Regions from separate parts of the Homo sapiens genome. Here region 1 is linked to region 2. The links are chromatin loops, found by intact Hi-C in ENCODE. Cell type or tissue: thyroid gland. All regions are shown on one strand. Links, peaks and the distances in the headings refer to the core of each region. The heading gives the core; the rest is flanking DNA. Region 1 overlaps WNT7B (Wnt family member 7B). Region 2 holds the start of LOC107985535 (a long non-coding RNA gene).

The links. Hi-C counts contacts between places; a loop is a spot of excess contacts. Peaks named below come from ENCODE experiments on the same cell type or tissue, not always from the same donor. Only the 100,000 strongest peaks of a DNase experiment are listed, where the experiment ranks them.
Region 1: a loop joins it to region 2, with 2.1 times the contacts of the local background. A loop is called at or near these places in 6 of 110 quality-filtered maps.

The regions. Positions count from the first base shown.
Region 1 is chr22:45,960,799-45,968,798 of GRCh38, forward strand. All of the region lies in intron 1 of WNT7B (Wnt family member 7B), which reads right to left. Among named protein-coding and RNA genes, the nearest start is that of WNT7B, 12 kb to the right of the region's middle. RefSeq lists enhancers at 2,131-2,631, 6,185-7,081, 7,778-8,000, 7,797-8,000. In thyroid gland, for the core only: no CTCF peak of the experiment used is centred there; no DNase peak of the experiment used is centred there.
Region 2 is chr22:45,881,979-45,897,274 of GRCh38, forward strand. LOC105373071 reads left to right here. Exons shown (of 6, transcript XR_007068133.1): 3 at 1-2,423; 4 at 3,134-3,831; 5 at 3,998-4,107; 6 at 11,853-12,438. It overlaps LOC107985535 (a long non-coding RNA gene), which reads right to left and starts at 5,748. Exons shown (of 3, transcript NR_171771.1): 1 at 5,668-5,748. RefSeq lists enhancers at 13,631-14,514, 14,515-15,296. In thyroid gland, for the core only: no CTCF peak of the experiment used is centred there; DNase peaks (open chromatin) are centred at 4,153 and 5,823.

The DNA of each region.
Region 1 (8,000 bases), core at 1-8,000, 76 kb after region 2:
CCTCGCCAGCCTCTTCCTTAGGTGGGCAGAGGGTTGGCCCGGAACTTTCCATCCATATAGGGGCTCTTCTATGGCTTTGGAGCCAGCAGGGTTCCTTGGGGCTGAGTATGGGGCAGGGGCTGGTGGTGGCCTCAGTGTTCCTGCCTGTCAAATGGGGATAAGAATGTGGGCCAGGTCTGAGGTCATTCAGCAGACCCCATGAGCCACAGGCTGCAGACTGGCCAGATGGGTATCTACTCACCCAGAACAGAGCTCCACCTGCACCTGCCCCATAATGCCTGACCCCCACAGCAGCTCTGGCGCTGCCCTCAGAGGAGGCTGGAAGGGACGCATTGCAGCCCAGAGCTGGGCGCGCCGGTGAGAAGGAACCAGAGAGAATGAATAACAGGTCTGGGCTCAACAGCTGGTGCCCCGTCCTTTCTCAGGGCCCAGCTCCGTGGGGTGGAGGGGGGTGGGGCTTGGGCCAGGAGTTCCGCCCGGCCACCCCAAGGCTGTTCTGAGTCTCAGTTTTCCCATCTGAGAGCAGGGAACAATCACCTCTCCTTTGGCAAGTGGCAGGGGAGGCCCGGGAGGGGCCTTACACCTGTGGGGGAGGGACAGGCCCAAAGCGCTCCCCTTTCCAAGCAGGTTCATGGTGTGTGGGGCCCTGGAACCGTTTCCCACCCTGTCCCACCCTCTCCCCACTGTGGTTCCCCTGGCTGGTCCTTGCCAGCCTGACCTTACAGATGAGGAAACTGAGACTCAGAGACAGCAATCAGAAGAGAGCAGTGTGGGTGGGGGCCGGGGCAGTGCATCCTTAGAGGAGGCACAGGGAGCTGGGCAGGTGGGGGGTGGGCAAGGACGGGGCTGGGGAGAGCAGAGGGCTGACACCCCCAGGGCCCAGCTCAGGAATGAGGCCATCCCTCTGCTCCTCCCTGCCCCTCCCTGCCTCAGTTTCCCATCTGTGTAGTGAGGGGCTGAGGTGACAATCTGGGTACCTGCAGCTGTGTCCTAAAGAGGTTCGCTTGCTTGCTTGGGTTTGGGGTCCTGTGTTTGAGTTCTGCTCAGCCACTGGCTCTCGCTGGCCTCCCTGAGCCTCAGTTTGCCGGTCTGTTCAATAGGGAGAACTGGCCTGCTGGTGGGTGGGGCATCCTGCAGGCTGCACTCCACCACAGTCCCGCCTGCCACTCTTTCCACGCCACTGCTCTGCTCAGCTCTTGGCTCTCAGTGTTCCCAGGGAAGGGAGCAGAGCGTCCGCTTGCTCCCTCGCGCCCCCGGCGGGCGGCTGCCCTCCCACCCTCCCCACATAGCTGGCATTCCTGGCCTGGCAGCCTGGGACCCCACCCTGGAGAAGAACCAGACCGCCTGGGAAAAAGCTGGTGAAGAGCTGGGGGCCCCAGGCAGGGCTGAGGCCGCTGCAGGTGGATGAGCCACAGCCATGGGGTCCATTGCACCCCTGGCCAACACAAGGGGCCCGCAGCTAATGAGGTCAAGGGCAGACACTCCCAGCCACCATATCTGCTAAATCTGTGAAATGAGAGCCTCACCCACTCACTGTGACCTCCCAAACCACAGGACGCTGACCTCTGACTTCAGAACCTTCCAGATCTCTACCGGCACCCAGGGCCCACCAGGATGCACCAGGTGCTGGCCATACTGGACCAGCTCCTCCCCCTCCAGGGGCAGGTACCTTGCTCCCTCCAGCAGCCAGGCAAGATTCCAGACCCAGCTTAGTGCCTCCTCCTCCAAGAAGTCCACCAGGGTCTCTCTCAGTTCTCCCCTCTCCACTCCCTGCAGGATCACATCTGTGCTGGGCTCCTGAGGAAGCCGTTGGGACTGAAATTCAGCTATGCCCTTCCCCAGGTCTTACTCTGGCCCTTCTCTTTGCTTCCCACAGTACAGATGGGAACAGAAACACCCAGAGATGCCACAGCACCTGAGACCACACAGCTAGCTGAGACCCTAGCAAGGATGGGAGTCCCAGTCCTGGCCCTGGCCCTGATGCCACAGATCTGTTGGACGCAGGGGCGCCTTGCAGGCCTGGGTGACCAGGATGCCAACCTGAAACCTCAGGACAGATGGGTGGGTGGACAGACAGGTGGAACACGTTGGAGAGAGCTGGCAGGCCCCATTGGCCCATAGCCAGAATGGGAGTATGGACACTCTGCGGCTGGGCCAGCGCCTCGGCCTTCCTGGCTGCCCTGGACTTGGCTGAGCGGCAGGTCTGGGGGCCGAGCCACCACCTCTCTGCAGACTGCAAGACAGGGCTGAGCTCCCGGCCCTGGGACTCAGCCTCAGGCCGCAGTCCTGAAGGGTCCTCCTTCCAGGAACAGATGGGAGCCACGCCCAGTCCATGCCTGGGCCACACAGCATCTCAGACAGCATGTGAGCCAGAGCCAGGCCAGCCCCACACAGGTCATCTGCATTCTCCAAAGCAGGGGACCCATTCTGGGTCAGAAGTCCCCTATGCATAATTCCACATCCCCCTCACCTTTCAAGCAGCCCACTTTTCTGGAATGCTCCCTCCAAGAATTCCTAGGCCGCCACCGCCTCCTAGCCAACTGCTCAGCTTGGATGCCTTGTGGCCCAGAGTGCCCACTTCCCCAGGGGCAGCCTCCTCTGCCTCTCATCAGCCTGGCTGAGTGAGTGCTTATGGAGCCTTCAGAACTCCAGGGGCCTTGACTGAAGTGGCCCGAGGTCCTGAGTGCCGTCCCTGCCTTCCCCACGGCGAGCCCCCAGTTGGAGTTCATCATTCCCATTTTACAGAGGCGGCTTAGAGAGGAGCAGCATCTTGGGCCAGGCCACACAGCAACGTGGCAGTGGTTTGGTATCAGAGACAAGAGCAGGACCAGACCCTGTGGCTTTTCCCCCCACCTTTGGGCTCTGCCTCTTCCCACCCTCCCGTCTTCCCTGCCACAGGAATCTCCACCGTGGAAGGCGGTAAGTGGAAGCCCAGCTGGGCTCTGGGCTCACAGTCAGAGCTGGCTGCAAAGCCTGGCTCTCCCCAGACTCTGAAGGTAGGGGACCAGCCCCAGCCACCCTCCAAGGCTGCTCCAAAGCAGGGGACTCCCGCAACAGAGGGAGGCATCACACCGCACACCCTGCCTGGCTCCTAAAGATGCCAGAAGGAAATACAAGAGCACAATGGGGCGCCAGGTGACCCCCCGCACCTCCAGGAGCTGCAGCCTGGAGGGGAGCCCCCAGGCCACAAGCTGGGGAGGCAGGTTCTGAGAGAGAGCAGGTGCGGCCCATGTGCAATCTGCAGCCCTCAGCCCAGTGCCCCTCCCCAGGTGCAGGTCCACAGCAGCCCAGCCTGGCCACTTCAGGGACTGTGTCCCACAGGTCCCCAGGCCCTGTGTCCCTGTGTACTCTGGACTACTGCAGACATGGAGTGACTGCAGCCCGGAGCCACTGACTCCCTATCCGGTGCTCTCTCCACAACACCAGCCTGCCTGGCATCCAGGGATCCTGGGCCTGTCACCCCCAGGAACACTCCCTGAACACCCTGAGGCTCAGAAAGGTGTGCCCAACATGCGACTCCATCCCCAGGGCAGTGCTACCAAGGCGGGTGACAACCTTGCTGGAGCAGTGATGGGGCCGAACAAGCGCTTCAGCCCACAGGAGTGTGGCCCCTGCAGGCCAGCCCCCCCCAGGCTGAGGGGAGTCATGGGGCACACAGGAGGAGCCCCAGGAAATGGAGATGGCGGAGTGATGAATCTGCCTTCCTAGTGGGGGTGTCAGCCGCACCTGGAAATTCCCAACACTTCCCCGTCAGTGGTGAAGTCACCCTGGGAAGACCTGAGTCGGGGAGCCTGGAAGTCATCCAGCCCCGGGCCACCCACTCCCCCTTCCCACCTGTGCCACTAGGGGCCAAGCACGCCTGGGGCCACCACAGGCTCTGCCACCCCTGGGCAATCGGCCGTGACCTGGGAGTTCACGGGGCCCCAGACCCACAAGTGGCCATCAGACTGACAGATTTGCTGGGTACCGACTGAGTGAGGGCCTGGCACTGCCCTGAGCACTGAGGAGGAGGCAGGCAACCCTGCAACCCTAGACCTGGCCAAGCACACTCCCTTGGCACCGCTGCCACCAGATGGTCCTACAGACTCAGCCACCTCCTCTCCTCAGCCCTGGAGTGTCCCGGGCCCTGCATCTGCAGCTGGTGGGCAGGACCAGCCTCCTCCATGCCTCCCCATCCTCCACCTCATTGCCCAGAAGGGTCTTTCTAAAGCTCTGCTGAAGCCACTCCTCCCTGCCCTGGGCTCCCCAGACCCGAGATCACTGCCTCCGGCCCCGCCCCCACCTCACCTTCCCCTGCTCCAGCCCTACTCAAACCTGCTGCTCCCCACTCCTGATGCTGCCACATCCTCTTCACACCTCCAGGTCTTTGCCCACGTCTGTCCCTTTCCCAGGAACCCACCTTCCTTCCCTCCAGCAGGTCCTTCAGGGCCGAGGTCAGAGGCTGCCTTACTTGAGAGGTCTTCCCTGGGCCACCCTCATCACAGATGGCTTAGAGCTCCTGCTGTGGGTCCCACAGGGCTTTGTGTCAACGACGCTGGAAGGCAGGGCGGTAGGGACTTTCCTTCCCAGTCACACCTGCACACCTGGCCAGCCCTGATAACCCACCCGCGGGGGCTGCCGTCACGCTGTGGGCATGAAGGGAAAGTTCAGGGTGGTGGTGGAGCCAGCAGGAAGGGGAGGAGGGAGGAAGAGGACCTGGGGGAGCATCCAGACCCACCACCCAGATGGGGAAACTGAGGCCCAGAGAAGGGGAGGGATACCCTCAAGGTTGCCGCAAGCCCACAGCTGAGCCAGGAACAGGACCTGGGCATCCAGGACCACACACATGCTGACCCAACAAAGCTGGCCAGGCTGGTCTCAGAGCTCCTGGGTCAGGGGCGAAAGCAGGACAAGACCCAGAACAGAAGGCCTCTGGGCTTCCCATACCCGCAGGACAGCTGCACCTCTGGTCCCAAAGCTAAACTTGGAGGCAGCCCCTGCAACCTTGAGACCCTCGCTCAGGGCCCCGGGGACTCTTGGTCAACACACAGTTCTAAGCAACTGGAGGCATTGGTTTCTGCCTGGAGAGGACAGGCAGGAAACGGGACACGCAACAGAGCCCGCCCAAGGCTGGAAACCCGCCTTAGTAAAACACCGTGACAAGTGGCATGGACCCGACAGCCAGGAGTCCCTGGGCTCAAATCTGGGCTCAGCTGCTTGACCTGGGCGAGTGACTCTGCACCCTGACCTCGTCTTCCTCACTCCACCACCTACCAAGGCAGACGGGCCTCTCCTAGCTCCCCTTCTCTGGCAGCCCGAGGGGGACACAGATTCCAAAGCAGACCCTGGGCACTGTGCACACGTCAGTCCCACTAGGGAGGGCCTTCTGGGGGAAACTGAGTCCTCCAGAAGTGGGAATGCCTCATCCTGTGTCCCCCAGGCGGGGGTCTGCAGGGCAGGCAGTGCATTCTGGAGGACTTCCCAATTGGAAGGGGCTTTGCCATCTGTCTCACCACGTGGGACTGCGCGGGCCTAAGTCTCAGCTCTGGATGCCTCCTCACCCTGGCCACGCCAATACCCACTGCGCGGAGGCCAGCTGAGACACCACCAGTCCTTGTGCCCGGGCTCCCTCCGGCCTGGCCCATTCAGAGCTCCAACAGGGCACGGAAGGGTTGGAGCAGGGATCACAGTGCGGGAGGGCTCCAGAAAGCGATAGAGGCCTGCAGGGGTCATGGGATAGGACTCCAGGGGATGCTCACTCGGGCTCTTCTCCGTTGCTGCTGACACCCGGCAAGCTGCTCGTCGGGTGCGGTGGCTTCCTCCCAGGCCCAGCTCCAGGCACCTGCAGGCTTCACACTCTAAAGCTGCAAAGGCTGCTTGGGGGAGCAGGACGTTAGTGTCTTCTGCACACAGCCTCAGACCCAGCCTCGTGGCAGCTCCAGCACCTCAGCTGCCACCTGCTCCAGCCTGGGGATGGAGGAAGTGTCGATGGCCCTGTGCCAAGCCTCACTTGCCACTCTACTACTGAGACTGTGGGATGGCCTCTGGAAAGGCCAACCACTCCACCGGCTGCTTGCACAGAGAACCTGTGAGCGCTGCTTCTCTGCCCAGGCAGGGACCCTCCCCAGCATCCCCGGCCCTCACTCCTGCATCTGCTTGTATGCCTCCGGGGCTGGAGAACTCACTGCCTCTCTGCCAACAGTGGAGCTGACCCAAGCCTCAGGACCCACGCTCAGAGGACAAGAACGCCCTGGGTGAGGGGCAGGGATGGGGGAGGGGCCCCAGGCAGGCTGAGTGGGAAGACAAGGAAGGGGGGAGGGAGCGCACCTGTACCCACCCCCACCCTGCCGGCCAGCCTGAGGTGAGGCCCCCAGCCCTGCGCCAGGGACGGAGGACAAACGGTGGTTTTGTCCTTGGCCAGCGGGCGGCCCGCACCACACAATGACCCTTTCATCAGGCTGAAGGAGCCCTGGGCCGGGGTTTCATCTGACAAGGGAGGGCGCCCGGCCTCCTGTCCCTTTGGGAGGGGAGCTGAGCCCCATCTGAGCCGGACCCAAGGCTGTGTAGGGCGGCAGCCTTAGGAGCCTGCTACCGCCTCTCCATCTGCTGGGGATGACAGGGAGCAGTGTGAGCCGTGAGGGCTTGGGCTCCCACTGCATGTGGGTCCTAGTTCTGGGGCTCCCACTGCATGTGGCCCCTTCCAATTGGGAAGTCCTCCAGAATGCACTGGCTCCGCACCCTGGCCCTGGGCCGATGGCCTAGACACCCACAACCGAGCCCTCTACCTCATCCAACACCGCTATGCCACACCCAGGGTCTGTTAGGGTCCTCCGAGAACAGAGCCTTGGTCCACACCCAAGCAGGGGCCCTGGGCTCCCCATAGGCACCCACCTGCCCTGCCAGGGTGACTCAAGCCTCCGGGGATGTGGTGGGTGGGAGGGGAAGGGGCGGGAGTGTGACTTGCTTGGCCATTGTCCACTGTGTCCCCAGAGGAGCCCAGGGAAGTGTGTGAATGAGGGAACAATAATGTGCCGTCGGCGCCTCAAAAATCACCAACTTCATGATCATCACCTCGCCCCCCATCAGCACCTCCAACTGCTGGCTGGAGCCTGAGGCCCTGGGAGACCCTGATTCCACTCCCCGTGGGACTGCATAGGGGGAGCTTCCCTTCAGAGGCAGCGCGGGCACTGGGTGAGGAGCTGGAACTGGGAGGGCTGAACCCCTGGGATCCAAGGTGACCTTGGGAAACAGCCTCTTCTCTGGATCCTGGCATCCCATCGGCCCACCTCAGCAAGATGTTCTGAGCCTCCCTGGAGGGGAACCCCTGGTGAATGTGTTTGACAGTATTGTTCCCTCTTCTAGGGGTCTCTTTCATGTGCCTGTTTAGTCTGGCCAACTCCTATCCATCCTTCAAAACCCTGTCTGAGAGTCATCTCCTCTGGGAAGCCCTCTGAGATGCCCTAGGGGGTCCACCACTCCTTCCTGAATGAACACAGCCACTGGGCCTCCCTCTGTGCTGCCTGTGGCCAACCTCCCTGTTCCTGATAGCTGAGAATGGCCTGTCTCCTGCACACCGACCACACCAGGCATCAAGCTAGAGCTTCCCACAGCCACCCGGTGAGGTTTGTGCTCCCGTGATCTGCACTGGAGAGGGAAGAGCTGGGCCTTGGGACACAGCCAGGCAGTGAGGGCCCTGTGGAGTCAGGATGAGGACCCAGATCTGAGTCACTATCATGCCCTTTGGCCTCACGGGAAACCATGTTAGAAAACGGCGCATTATCCTACAGGCCTCAGTGCACAACCGTGGAGTCCAGCGTCACCCCAGGACCTCCTGTCCTCCCTCTGCACACAGACGGTCCAGGATGCACATTCTCCCCTTTAGCCAATGGTTGTTGGGTCTCGTCCACCTGGTGATGAGTTCTGGGGAGTTTCCTGTGATTAGGGAGGCTCCACTTGCCCACCTCCAGTGGGGGGTCCCCAGTTGAGATCTCATCAGATTTCCCAGCTTGAACCCCACATGC
Region 2 (15,296 bases), core at 2,762-10,761:
GCGCCTGGCTAATTTTGTAGTTTCTAGTAGAGATGGGGTTTCACCATCTTGGCCATGCTGGTCTTGAACTCCTGACCTCGTGATCCACCCACCTCGGCCTCCCAAAGTGCTGGGATTACAGGCGTGAGTCACCGCGCCCGGCCCCATTGAAGACTTTATCTGTGACCGACATCGTTGAGGATGGGAGGTTGAACCCCAGTGGACAGTCACTTCCACCCTGGCTCTTACGGCTGCACGAGCCAGGCTGAGAATTCTGCAGGTGCCGTTGTCTGTGGTCTGACTGTGACCTGAACCTGGCGGCTGGCAAGCTCCGTGTGTCTCTGAGGCGTCTTGGCTCTGCTGCACCCAGAGGTTTAATGAACGTGAGAAAACATCGCACGGGAGGTGCTGGCAAACCCCCTCCCGACAAGGGCCACAGTCCAGGTCCTGGGAGGGGCTCACGCTGCTCAGCCGCCAAAGATATGGGGAAGCCCCCCAGACCAGTGACCCATTATCCATATCCATGGGGGCCTAAGGAGAAGGGGACTTGCCTTCAGGTAGCTCCCAGTCCGGTGATCCCCCTGCCGACAAGCGCCCATGTGTGTAAAGTGGGGTAATGGAGGTGGCTCAGGGAGCACTGACCGTGAAACAGGCGAAGTGGCCACTGCCTGAGCGTTCCACATTGTTCCAGCGCCAGCCTGACGGGCATTTGTGGGCATTGGGCGGAGCACCTATGACATCGACAGAACCCCAGCGCCCGCCCCAGAGGACAGCGCCGATGGAGAGGAACCAGGGGCACAGAGACGTTAACTGACTTTCTCCCAGTCACACAGCAGTAGAGGAAAGGGCCTAGGCAACCCCACCCTCCCAGGCTCCCAGCAGTAGATGGATGAAGGATGAGGGGACACCTAGGGAGGAGGGCAGGGATGGGAGGACCAGGAGCTAAGGCTGGGAGCCGGGAGGAAGGCGGCCGGCACTCAGGTGAGTGTGGGGCCAATGCCAGGCCCTGGGCGTGGAACCGGGGAGTTCGTGTTTCAGCTCCACAGCCAGGACTCACTTTGCAGGGAGAGCGAGGGGGAGGGTCACCTGCTCCCTGAAGCCAGGTGTGGGCAGTCAGGCTGGCTTCCTCTCCAGGCCACCTCACCCCACTTCCACCCCACCACTTCCACCCCACAGGAGGAGCGTGGGCAGGCAAGTCCCGGCAAGGGTGCTGCTTTCCTGGGCCTGAGCCACGCCCAGTGGCCGTGGGGCTGGGGAGATGGCAGATGTGGGGGAGAATGTTGAGGCTGGTGATCGGTGATAGCTGCGGCCCAGCCAGTTTGGGTACTGCATGCGCCATCCAAAGCCCCGAGGCCCGGGAGACGAGCCAGCCCAGTCAGATCGCCAGTGGAGAGCCAGGCCGGGCAGCTGGGAGACCTGGCTGCAACGGTGCCTCTGGGCTCCAGGGGTAGGTTTGGCCTCAGCGGTCCTGACTCAGGATGCCCCGGCCTTCTCCACGGGTGCCCAGCACAGGGGCTCCTCCCAGGGCCAACACTGCACTCTCCAAGGATTTACTCTACCCTCTGGAGTGGGACCCCTGGCATCACCCGTGCCACCCCACCTTCCTTGCTGGGCCAGCCTCCACACGGCCGAGAGTGATGATGTGGTTGATAATCACCACCACCATTATCGAGCCCATTTCACATGCTGAGCCCTGAGCCCCAGACACACATAGCCTGGGCTCGTCCCCTCCTGCCCTGCTCCCGCGCTGTTCGTACCCTCAAGGTCCCTGTGTGTGTTTGCTGCAAGCGGCATTTGGGTAGGTTCTTTGCATCTGTTTTCTCTACTCCTTGCAACAGCCTTGTCCCCATTTTACAGATGATAAATTGAGCCACGCAGAGGAGAGGTAACTCCCTCCTGTCCTCAGAGTGTCCCGAAGACCCTCCTTTGCCTGGTGAGTGACATACTAGAGCCCGCACGGTGACAGCTCAGGTATGTGGCACCCCTCGGACCCACCCCTCCCTGGGTGGAGTGGCCCAGCTGTGGTGGGCACTTCCTCACCCAGCCGTGGGCACAGGCCAGACCCTGAGCCCAGCGGCCCTGTAATTTCAGATGTAGCTGGGCATGTGTGTGTTATTGGGTGATACTTAAATCCTAACCTTTTCAAAAGCAAACCCAAGTAAGCACATATTGGAGAACCATAATTCCAAGCTTGGAGGCCTCCCTCAAGGCGATGGGGAGTGTGGCATCGTGACCGCTAACCCGGTCCCTCCGCGGCCTTGGGTTTAAAAGCGTCTGTGTCCAGCCGGGAGGTGAACTCCTGACAGCAACGCCCGTCCAGCCCACACCTCTGCCTGGCAGTGTGCAGCAGGACCCCTGAAGCCCAAGTCGAGAGCAGCGCCTGGTCTCCACCCGAGACTGGGTGGCGGAGAAGCGCTGCCTCTGACCTCAGTGAGCATGGAGAGGTGAGATGCCTGGCGGCCCACGCCATTGAAGGCACAGCTGAGGGCTGGTCAGGGCAGGTAACTGGGAAGGCTGTGGATGCCTCGGGCCCCCAAGCAAACAAAGCCTTTGAGGGAGCCCAGGGTCCTGACCGGGAGCGATGCAAGGCCCCCGGCTGCAGGGACAGCTTGGGAAGGGCCCCCGCTCACTCCAGCTGCACTTTGTGGGCCGTGGGGAGCTAAGGGATGTGTTCAAGGAATGCAGATGTGTTTCAGGAATAAACCAGCCCAGAACCCCCTGGCAGCTGGCAGGGAGTTCCCCACCCTTATCTCATTGCAGGCTGCATGGTGTGGCCAAAGGCACTGAGCCAGGCTTTCCCTCGTGGGAACCAGGGCAAGGGCCTGGCCCAGCCTGGGGACTGCAGTGGTCTCGCTTGGGTTTGCTGTGCAACTGGGTAGCGGTGGTGCCTGCCCCGAGCCCTCGGTCCAGTCAGTGAGGGTGTGACAGCGAGATGAGCCAGGAGACGATGTTCTCCCTCAGCACACGACTGTCCCTGAGAGGCCACCAGGACCTGGCTGTCATTGTCCCTGTCACTGACAGCTGGAGAGGATGCCCAGGCTGTGGGCAGGGCAGTGTGGGAAGGGGGCTGGGCAGGAGGTGCTGGGACAAGGCCAGGCTCCTTCCTGCTGGCTTCCCTCGTGTGTTGATGGGCTATATGTTTTCTTTGATTAAGGCGGTGACAGGTTTGGACAGTAGAGATTTCAGCAATTTCTGGAAGGGTGAGTTGGTGCCGCACAACCTTGCCTGGGAACTGGGACACACGGCCTGGACCAAGCTGTGGTGACAGGGACACCCCTCCCAAAGCCTGGGTTGCCTGCTCAGCCTCACTCCCCCCAGCCTGCATGTGGCCGCCCCTCCCCTCAGCGAATTTGTCTGTTTCCCCATCCACCTGCTCCCAGGCTTCATTTGAGGCTGGGTCCGAGCACCGCCCCGCAGCCTTCCTGGCCCCAGCCCTTCACAGGAGCCTGCTCGGGGAGCCTCGTGGGCGTCAATGGAGCTGGACGGGGGGCTTCCTCTGCACCCCCAGTGCAGAGGTGGGGAGCCCTGCCAGGGGTGACTGCCTCCCACTACCCCATGGGGCCCACAGAGTTGGCCAAGATGGCCCCCTTCCCACGGGGGCTGAGCAGGGCCCCACTCCCCAGGGACGGGGACTTGTGGGACCAGGAGACACAGCCCAGGGCAGTGGCCGAAGCCACTGCCCCTCCCACCACACCCTCTCGGGCTTGCACTGGTCCCCAGCCCCATGCCTCCCCTGCTCTTCATGTTCATCTTCAGGGGACCCCCTCTGTCCCTGACTGTCCCCTCGCCACCACAGCCTGTCTCATCCATCTCAGCTCACCACTCCCACCGCCCAGGGGGTCTCCCTGCCAGGTGTGAACTAGGGGTGGTGGGGTGGGTGGAGGGGTGAGCGTGTGCCCTCTTCCTGTGCTGGGGGAGCTGGGGGTGTCAGGTGTGGAGGGAGGAGCCTGGTGGCGAGGCCTGGAGGGACCAGCAGGGGCCGTGGAGTCCTGGGCCTGTGGTGCATCCCCCACTTCAGTCTGAACAGGACCTGCCTCGGAAGCAGAATCGGATTCCGCTGACTGGGACAACGTCACGTGACAGCGAGTCCAGCGCCCGGGGCCTGGGAGAACAAAGGCGGCTGACCCGGTGAGCAGCAGTGACCGAGCATCCAGGGCTGCTCGCTGGCTCTCTCCAAACACATTAGTGGGCTTGTCAGAGATGCATGCTCCCCTCCGCCCTCATTCACGATACAAATGCCATTCCCAGGTGGCTTCGGGCCAGACGCACTCTGCTTGAATGCCCGCCGAAGCAGGTCCCAGCCCCAGACCTCAGCAGTCTCTGCCCCATGCGAGCCCAGTGCTGCCATCTGCATCTGGAAGGGGGCAGAGGGGGCCCAGGGCACTGATGAGCACTGGGCTGGGCTGCCTCCTCATCCGGGGCACCCTGCATCCGGCCTGCCCCCAACACTAGGGCCTGACGCATCTTCCCGTGCCACCTAAGGAGGGTCCTAGGGGGCCATGTGCTCCCAGGCCCTCCACGTCAGGTTCTCGGGAGGGAGGGCCTGGAAGGACTCAGAGCCTGCCTGATTCAGGGTGTCTTGCTTAGGTACAACCCCTGCCCCACCCACCCCAGCACCCTCCTTCCCGCCCCTCTCCCGGCAGTTCTTCCCTCTCTCTGTCACCCAGGCCCACGCATATTCTTTCTACATATTTCACTCGGATGCTCCCTCCTCCAGGAAGCCCTCCCTGACTGCACCCCAGCCCAGCAAGCCTAGGTGCTGGCCATGCTTCAAATATCACATACACACGTACTCACATGCTCACACATGCACACATGTACTCACACGCTCACACATGCACACACACACTTCCCCTCCCACAGCCACCATATGGTGGGAGGCGAAGTTTCCATCTCCTGTGTTGATCAGAGTTCACTAAGTGTAGGGACCATGTTTTGATCACCATGGGATCCTTGGCCCCAGCCAGACCCAGGGCCTGTTGTAGGACCCCGGGAAATGTTTGCTGAGAACCGGGAGTATCTGCAGCCTGCAATGGTGCAGACAGCGGCTGCTTCTCTGTGACACCGCGGCCAGGCCCCCAAAGGTTCTGGGTCATGCAAAGGGCAAGTTACCATTTTTTGAGCAACTGCTATGGGCCAAGGGCAGTGCTGATTTGTACAAATCACCTCATTTCCTATTGTTCCTAATGGTTTTGTGAGCATTTTCACCCCCACTGGAGAGTCAGGGAGATGGAGGCTCAGAGAGGAGGCCAGGAGCAGAGACTGTGGGAGCAGAGACACCTGACCACAGTGTCCCCAAGGTGCCGGAGCCCAGGCAGGCTACACACATACACACACATTCACACACACATTCACATTCTCACGCACACATAGGCACTCACAGGCACTCACACACATTCACACACACACACATTCACACACATGCACTCACATTCACACACATACACTCACACACATGCGCACTCACATCACACATGCACATTCACTCATGCACGCACTCACACATGCACGTTCACACACAGTCACACATTCACACACACATTCACACTTTCTCACTCCAGTTCACACTTTCTCACACACAGTCACACTCACATGTACTCACATTCACACACATGCACTCATACACACTCATACACATGCACACTCACACATTCACGCATGTACTCACACATTCACGCATGTACTCACACGCTCCTGGCTCTCCAGGTGCCCTCCAGGTGGCCTGCAGACCTCGGCCAGGCCTTCAGTCACATCCTGGTGGAAGACTGTGGCCGAAGCCTGGAGCCAGGCCAGGCGGGTGCCTGGACTGCCTCCCTGGGCACCACCTGATGGGGGCTGGACCCGCCCAGTTGCTTCCTCGTCAGAACCTGCCTTTCCTGCTGGGGTGAAGCCAAGGCTGTCCTCCCTGCCCCCACGGCTGCCACATGCTCCTGGCCATAAGCAGAGCTGACGGGCCCCAGATGGGAGTTGGGGCAGGCTTTGGAGGGTGGCAGGGCCCAGTGATACTGGGGGCTCTACCTTCCGGCTGGGCGCGCCCCACCTTGGCTGATGGAAGATGACCCAGTCCTGGCCAAGGCCCGGGCACTTCCTCACAGGCCCTGCACCCGGGTCCCATGTGGGACAGGGCCAGGAGTCCCCGTGGGGACAGGGTAAGCTTCCCTCAGGATGGCACGAGGTCTCAGGATGAGTTGTGGTGTCAGTCCCAGCTGAAGGGGGGCCCACCTTGTTTCTAGCTCTGGCTCTGGTGAGTCCCTTTGTGCCTCAGTTTCCCTGGATGTAAGTGACACGGCACCCACAGGGGCACTTTTGCGGACTTGGCAATGTAATCATGGCACGTGAGAGGCTGGCAGACGGCGGGGCTACCCGCTTGCTCTTCTGGTCTCCAGAACATGCTCCTTCCAGGCACAGTCCCCTTGTTCAGCCCTAGACCTGACCCTTCTTCCAGCTTACCCGGGCACCCCAGTTCCCAGAGGAGGCCTTCTTCCTGATTACTGTACACATCCCAACACACCTCCCCTGCCCCTCACACACATGCCCCGCACCCTGTGCCAGCTCACCCGGGCACCCCAGCTCCCCACTCTCTCTCCTCTTGAATAGACACCAGCTCTTAGAATGGCTGCAGCGGCCCTCACAGGCCCACCAAGCACTTCCATTCTGGCTCTCCCTGGACAGCTTGGGAAGAGTTTTCTAAACGCAGAAATGAGCCCACGCCCCCTGCCCTCGGCTCTCACCAAGCCCCCTGGGCGCTCTCACAGCAGGGCCGCCACCCACCCAATGCCCACTCAAATGTGCCCTCCAAGACCTCCCTCCTTCCCTCTCCCTGCCTGGCCCCTCAAAACCCCACACCTGCTGTTGGCCCGAGACTCCCCGCAGTCCCTCCTTGCCCGGGTCCGCCATGGACCCTGGGCACAAGTATGGGGTCGCCTGCTCATTGACAAGCCCAGGGCTCAGTCTCTGATCCTCAAAAAACCCTCAGGCAGGTGAGGCTTGGGGCAGCCAGAGGCCTCCTGCTATGGTCCCGCTCCAGGTGTCCGAGCCGGGACGGGCTCCAGGGTCCTTGCTGCCCGCTGCGGGCTCCTCTTCTGGGCCCCCCTCCGCCCACCCTTCCCTGCATCTCAGGTCTCACTGTGACCCCTGGCAGAGGGGCACACTGCCATCTGGAGCAGAAGGTGGCCTGGCAGGGGCCTGGCTTGGCTTCTGGCCTGTGGTCACTCCTTGGCCACCTATGCCAGGGGCAGCACTGAGCCCCCCAGGACAGGCTGTCCCTGAACAGAGCGGTGAGGATGAGGGGCTCCCAGCCGCGGCCCCAAAGACTACCTGCCACCCCACCTCGCCATTCTGCTGTCCCCTCTGCCCCTGAAGCACATGGACTCTTTCTGAGACATCGGCTTTAGCGTTGCTGGCTGGGCTCCTCTGGGGGTCGCTGGCCATCAGGCTAAAGGGGTCTTGCCCACCCAGGCATGGAGAGGCCAGCCAGGGGTCTGAGGTCCATCCGAGTAGCCAGGCGCCATCTGGGAGATGACCTCCAGCCTCGGGGCCAGGCTGGGTGGGTGCTGAAGGCAGCAGGGACCTGAGTGTCTCTTGCCGTCCCTCTCAGGCCTCCTCTGGGGGTTGGGGGGCCTTTCAAGGATGGAGAGGACCGTCAGCGAGTCGTCCCGCCCCATTTTGTTCCCATCCTGATGGGAAGCTCCGGTGGGGCCCCTCGCCCTCCCGGCGGGGCCGTGACTAAAGCCCGATCCCCCTTCCGCCCCAGTCACTGGGCCTGGCTTTGTGCGCCGGGCCTTTCTTTCTCTGCCGGACCGTGGAAAAGGCGGCGTCAGCGCCGGCTTTGTCTGGCCCCGCCGCGCCGCTGTTCTCAGGGCTGGACAAAGCCGCCCGCTTCACAGCCGCCCGGGCGGATGCAGCCCATTCACTGTTTGGATAATTCGACCACAAAAAGCGTGTGGCCCTTTCGCCTCCATCGGCGGGACTCGGCACCCCGCCCCCACGGCCTTTCAGGGCTCTCGGGAGGGAAAATTCCCACAGGTCCCACAGGCAGGCAAGGGCCCTGGAAAGACAGCGGCTTCGGCCTCCAGCGGCCCCTGCCCAAATCCCGGTACCGGCTCTGCGGCCCGGGCGAGGGACCGATTCTCCATCGGAAAACAGGACGAGAGGCCCCCACCCCAGAGGCAGGGTCCTGGGGCCCTGAGGAGCTCTGCCCTTCCCCTCTCCCCTGGGAACCAGCGCCAGGCTCTGGGCAAGTCACTCCCTCCCTCCGGCCTCAACTTAGTTCTTAGAGCTGCAAAAACGGGGGATAAATCATGTTTGCGTCCCAGGGGGTCACAAGGCCCGGGTGGGACCACCAGTCCCAGAGCTTGGCACGTGGTGAGAATTGGAAAGCCGTCAGCCCTTCCTCCCACACCCACGGGGCTGCGCTGTGCCCCACAGGCTGCACAGGGTGCGGGGCGTGTGTGTGCGGGGCGTGTGTGTGAGGGGCGTGTGTGTGAGGGGCGAGTGTGTGAGGGGCGTGTGTGTGCGGGGCGAGTGTGTGAGGGGCGAGTGTGTGCGGGGCGAGTGTGTGAGGGGCGTGTGTGTGCGGGGCGTGTGTGTGCGGGGCGTGTGTGTGCGGGGCGAGTGTGTGAGGGGCGTTTGTGTGAGGGGCGTGTGTGTGAGGGGCGAGTGTGTGCGGGGCGAGTGTGTGAGGGGCGTGTGTGTGCGGGGCGTGTGTGTGAGGGGCGAGTGTGTGAGGGGCGAGTGTGTGAGGGGCGAGTGTGTGAGGGGCGTGTGTGTGAGGGGCGTGTGTGTGAGGGGCGTGTGTGTGAGGGGCGTGTGTGTGAGGGGCGTGTGTGTGCGGGGCGAGTGTGTGCGGGGCGAGTGTGTGCGGGGCGAGTGTGTGCGGGGCGAGTGTGTGCGGGGCGTGTGTGTGCGGGGCAGGGAGGTGTGTTGGGATGTGTGCAGTAATCAGGCTGCCACACTGAGAAAGGGATGCACCGCTAGACCCCACGAGCAAGGGCCCTCCACGTCCTGTCAGACCTAAAACCAACTTTCGGCCCAAGACCAGCCTCATTTCTCCAGAGGATGTTGTCTGAGAAACCGCCTTCCTCCCTGCTCCGACCCCTTCCCAGCTCCCCGCACGGCCCTCGCCTCCTTCCTCCCAGGAGCTCTGGCCGCAGCCCCGGGCTCTCCCGTACCCACCGTTCTCCCAGCCCAGCGTCTGTCCTTCAGGAACCCCGCCGGCCCCACCTCCGCGGTCTCCATCGCGGGTCCCAGCACCGCCCTCCCTCTCCTGGTAGCTGCAGCAGCACCTGCCCCACGTCCCCCGGCCCCCCACAGCCTCTGCTAGAGGCTCACCCCGCGTCCTCACCCCGCGTCCTCACCCCGCGTCCTCACCCCGCGTCCTCCTCACCCCGCGTCCTCACCCCGCGTCCTCACCCCGCGTCCTCACCCCGCGTCCTCGCGCCCTCACACCTGGCTTCATCCACCCCAGCCACAGATGTTTTCTGGGCCTCAGTCCCCCTCATCCTCTGCTGCTCCTCCCACGGCCCCCCCACCCTGGGGCCCACTCCCTCCCCGCCTTCAGGTCTTGGCTGTGGGGACACTTCTCGGTGAGGCCCCGCTTCCACCCCATCCCTCAGGGCCCTGCCCTGCGCCAGCCCAGGGGCCCCGCAGGATGTTCACCACCGCCCAGCGCTTCCCTTCCTCTTTCGCGTTCTGTGTCTGCACTGGAGCGGCCGGCCCGGCAGGTAGGCTTTGGTCTGTCTTGTTCACCGCGGTGGCCCAGTGCCCACACGCGCCCGCGCCCCGCGGGAAGTAGCTAAGTACTGTTGGGAGTGAGTGTGGACACCTAGTACCCCACCCCCGGGATCGGCCACACCTGTGTGCACAGCGCCCCTTCCCCACCCAGCAGCCTATCCCTGCCTGATCTGTCTCCCTCTGCCTCTCTTCCCCTCCAAGCCATGAGCCCCTGTGGCCCCCACACCAGGCCAGACACCCCAAGGGCCACCTTCAAATGTGGTCTGTGTGTGTGGAATGAACAAAGGAGCAGGCTGAGCCCGTGCCCTGGGGGATCAGTGCCTGTAGCAACCAGAACCAGCAGAGTCCCAGCCCCACCCACCTCACCCGGACAGCCCCCCGAGGGGTGCGCCGACCGGGGTGCCTCCAGGCCTGCCGTGACTCTCTTGACTGAAGTGGGCAACAACCCCTCCATCTCCTTGGCCACACCCGGGCCCCGGGCACTCTCAAGCCCCCATCTCTGCACCCCTCGGTGTGGTCACGCTGCTCCCCGGGCCATGCAGACAGCCATTTGCAGGGACCCTCTCTGGAAGGAGAAGGGCTGGCCCAGAGCCCCAAGACCTGAACACCCCAGACCCTCGCCCACACGCAGCAGCCTCTGGAGAGAGCTCCTGCCCAGCCCGGGGCATCCCTGTTCAGGTGGCCCTCTGGCGTCTTGGTAGCGGCTGCCTGGAGCTGCTTTACTGGGAACACCTAAGCCCTGCGGAACCGATTCTCCCCCCTGCTCCCGGGCTTCCCTGTCTGGGCAGGGCCCTGGGCTGCGGGGGCCGCCTCAGGAGGCCTTGGCAGCTGTGGTCTGGGGCTGTGGTGAGCAGGCTGGGGCCCCACTGGGGCCTGGCTGGGACGTGTGAGCAGCCTCTGGCCTGGCAGGTCCCCTCCTGCCTCATGTGCTCAAGGCCCTGGGGAATCAGCTCCTGACAACATGAGAAGGGGCATCCTGCAGGTCAGTCACCCCATTTTACAAGTGGGGAAACTGAGGCGGAGGAGGGGACCTGCTGGAGGCTGAACAGGAAGGAAGCAGCACTGTGAGGCTGAGAAGCCTGGCAACTGCCCATAGACCAGACCCCTCTGCTGGGCCAGGCTACGCCAGCCCCTGGAAGCCCTCTCAGTGCAACTGCTTTTAGTGCACGGATCACTCGGTGATTCCCAAACAGTGTCCCACGGAACCCCATGAGATAGGACATGCCTGACCACAGAAGGGCTCGGGGGCCAGGGAGGACAGGAGATGCCACGTGAGGCATCAAGCCATGGCATGAAGCCAGTGGCATTTCAGGCTGGTAAGAGAAGTGGCGTTGGAACCAGATATCCTGGGGAGCCACCTCCGGCCAGGGCCCTGTGGCCCCTTCCCCACATGCAGCACCCGCACACCCTATGCCCCCGGCCTTGCCCACCAGGCAGGCATGGCTAGACATGGGTTCAGTCTCTGTTCCACCCTGGCTCAACCTGGGTGAGGCACCTGCTGACCCAGAGCCTGTTTCCCCACTTGTGTCTCAGGGGACTAAGACCCACCCACCGCCTCAGACTGTGTGTGGCTATAAGCCAGTGAAAAAGCCCACATGTCCTCCTGGGGCCTACCTCTCAGACCCTGGCCTCCTAGGGGCTGGCTGCACCTTGGCAGGTACCTGCGGCCCTGGCCGTCGCGGCCTGTGCTTCCAGAAGCTGGGCAGGGCAGCTTGAGGGGAACCCTGGGATGGAACTTGCAGCCACCCTGGCTGGGGACAGCTGGGACCACCCCTACTCCTGAGACACCACCAGCAAATTGCAAATTCCAATGGCAGCTAGATTTTTCACCCGATCTATGCAATCAAGGTAAAGCTTTTAGAAGTTGATTCTGTCTAGAGTGACTCATTAGACATGATCGTGAATGCTCTTGCAAATTCAGTTTAAAAGTTCAGCACGAAGGCAAAATTGTTTGTTTTTGCAGTGATGATAGACACAGAAATTCTGTGGTAAAAGCAATGTTCTCATTAAAGTCAGACACCAAATGGGGTAGAGACGAGCTTGGTGGTGACGCTCACAGAATTCATAACTGCGGCTGTGACCAGGTGGCAAAGCAGAGGCTGTGGTTATTCACCTTTGCCACTGTCTTCCGGTGTGCCCAGTCACAGGAGCTGCACGGCAATGCATCTGAGACCATGCGGTGTCACCTTCACAGAAGTGCTCTGGCACAGAGACTCCAGCCTTGCCGGCCTCTCGCCTCCCAAGCACAGAAGCCTCCAGAACGCTGCTTCAAGGACAAGCCCAGGAGACCTGCCATGCTCATGCGTGTCTTTGGAAACAGGTTCTCTAAATTTTGCTTGTGGTTTGTTAAAAAAAAAAAAAAAATCAGAAGTGTAATCAAAGACTTCAACAAACGAAGCACCAAAACACTTCAGCTTTGAAATGTAGAATTGCAATGACTGGAAACACGGCTCGCAAAGCAAAAGACATTAAAATTCAGTCATCCCTACAGAAGCCGGACAGGAATTGATCACATCCACTAGTGAAGGCTCAGAAAGTGACAAGATTTCATTTGGAAATCGTACCTGTGTCCTTGGGAACATCCTGAACCTTGGGAAGCATCAGCTCATGGAGTTCCTATTAACTGGATAAATTTATATTCTAGATTGAAATGGAATGGAATTAAGTAGGCCCACGGTTTTGCAGCACGTACATTTGAAGAATCATTAAAAATCATCATAGAAACAATTTATTTGACGAGATTTGTCTTGTACAAATATTTGTTAAATATTTGTACTCCGAACGGAGGCCAAAAGACAGCACCTGTGGGAAACTTTAGGCTGAAATATTTACACATTTCAACGCAAAATGTCAGAACTGAGAATCTGCCGTGTGCTCACAAGGTACCCCAACCCTGCAGAGAGAGACAATTTTCTTGATCCAAATGTCATCATCTACCCAGAAGTGTCCATGGACAGCACAGATTCACATTCTGGGGCCGTTAAAATGTGAATGTGAGCTATCAATGGACACTTCTGGGTAGATCATGACCTTTGGATTAATTAAGATTGATCCAGGCCCGGCGCAGTGGCTCATGCCTGTAATCCCAACACTTTGGGAGGCCGAGGTGGGCATATCACTAGAGGTCGGGAGTTCGAGTCCAGCCTGGCCAATTTGGTAAAAACTGTCTCTACTGAAAATACAAAAATTAGCTGGGCACGGTGGCAGGTGCCTTTAATCCCAGCTGCTTGGGAGGCTGAGGCATGAGAATCGCTTGAACCCAGGAGGAAGAGGTTGCCGTGAGCCAAGATTGCGCCACTGCACTCTAGCCTGGGTGACAGAGTGAGACTCCATCTCAAAACAAACAAACAAACAAACAACCCAAAAAATTAGCTGGGTGTGGTTGCTGGTGCCTGTAATCCCAGCTACTCGGGAGGCTGAGGCAGGAGAATCACTTGAACCCGGGAGGTGGAGGTTGCAGTGAGCCGAGATTGCACCACTGCACTCCAGCCTGGGCAACAGAGCAAGACTCCCTCTCAAAAAAAAAAAAGAAAGAAAGAAAGAAAGATTAATTCAAACTTTGAAGATTGCAGGAAAATTGATGGAAACAAACTTTAAAAATAATAAGGCCATATTTTAAAAATACACTGTACTGCGAAATACATAGAGACAGATGGGCTCAAAAATGCGAGTATGACCAAGACTCAATATTCCACATGTGTTATTTTTCAAAGGTCAGATAGTCAATATATTGGCACTCACCGTGTGCATGCCAGGCTCTTGGAGGGGACTCGGCCTAGCCCCTGCAGAGGCCACAGCGTAAAGTGGTCAACACCTCGGGGTGGCAAGGGCCCTCGACAGACTCCAACCTGCCTTCCTGATAGCTCCTTCCTGCCTCCTTTTGACTTAAACTTCTCCTCCATCATCACCTCCTCCAGAAGCCTTCCCAGGACCCAGACAGTTTTCCATGGCCCCCGACTTCCCTCATCAGGGCCTTGCCCAGCGAGGAGGCAGTGAAGGCTTCTGGACGAGGGGGCCTGGAGCTTTTTCTTGGAGGTAAGCAGGAGTCTGCCTGGCAGAGAAGGCAGGCGAGGACCCAGGTGGGGTCTGAGGTCAGGCAGGGAAGGTGGAGGGTGGAGGACATGGCTGGGGAGAGGGCTGTGGTCTCAGCAGCACTGAGGTTGGTGGCCCCTGTCCTTGCAGCAGGCCTGGGAAGGACAGGCCTCTGAAGGCCACAGGGAGAAGCCACCCGGTACCAGAGCCAGGCTCTGACCCCAGCCATCCTGCCGGCCGCGGTGCTGCCTCCGTGCATCTTCTCCAGGATGCTGAGCTCTGTCCCCAGAGCCCAGGGGAGGCTTCCATGCTGCAGATCTGGCAATGGGAGTGCTGGGAGCAGCGCCTGTGCAGACTCCGGCTGTGGATGAAGCTTTATTAGCCCAGGCAGGGAGTGGGGCCACACAGCCGTCAGGGCAGCGTTGGGTGGAGAAAAACGTGACAGCGTGCCCCTTACAGATGGAGCCATGGAGGCCAAGGTGCATGGCTCAAGTAGCTGCAGACTGGAGACAGAGCACTGAGCTAGGGGTCCTGAGCCCCTGTCCTCCAGGGCTCTGCCCTTCACACCGAGAACTGCATCCTCAGCCATCAAGGGCCAAGCTGCTCCGGCTGTCCACAGGGGACCCATGGTTGACCAAGGTGGAGGCCCTGGGGATGCAGAACTGGATGCTGGGAAGAGCTGGCTCCTCCTAGCTCTGTTTTACAGAGATGGGAACTGAGGTCTAGAGAGATGCAGCTGGCTTGCCAGAGACCACAAGGAGGGCAGCTGCTTCCCCAGATGCCAGGTCCCTGGGGCTGGAGAGGGGCCTCTGGGCAGAGCCCTTCTCAGGAGGGAGCCTCGTGGTGGCTCTTTCTTATGGAGGAGAATAGAGGGAGGAGGCAGGAGGGGAGGAAGGCAGGCCCTGTCTGACCATGCAGCTTCTTGTAAAAACCTAAGAAAAGCTGCCGGGAAACTCATCCGCAACCGGTTTGGCCAGTTCCTAACATCCTCCCTGAGAACCTGGGTTCAGGCTCACTGTTGCCGAGCCATTCTCCCAGGCCTCCTGTGCGCTATGCGCTGGCCGGGCCTTACGGTGGGGAGGGGCCTCCCCCATGGGCTTCGTTCCCAGGCCTGTAGCATGAGGACTTGTCTGCAGTCACCGAGAGCCCCTCTGGTCCTAACACCCTGGTCACGGCCTGGCACTGAGCCCTGGAGAAAGAGCGTGACGCTGATCCCTCGCTGGCCGCCTGTCCAGCACCAAGCAGGGATCTCGCATCCTCCAGCTTTGGTTTTGCCTCACCCCAGCCCCTGATGGGGGAAACTTTCTCCCAGTCAAGGGAACGTATGTCCCAAGAGGGGCTTGTAAGTGATAGAGAACCAGAGCAGCCCACCAGAGTGATCTTCCCCCACCCACCCTAGCCCCACACAGGAACGCTCCATGGCTCTCCGTTGGCCAGAGTCCAAACTGCCAGGCCTGGAGTTTCAGATGTCTCAGGACACAGCTCTTCCTCCTGCTCCAATCTTACTCCCTATAAATTTGCCTAATGGAGCACTGGGCTGCCTGGGATCCCAC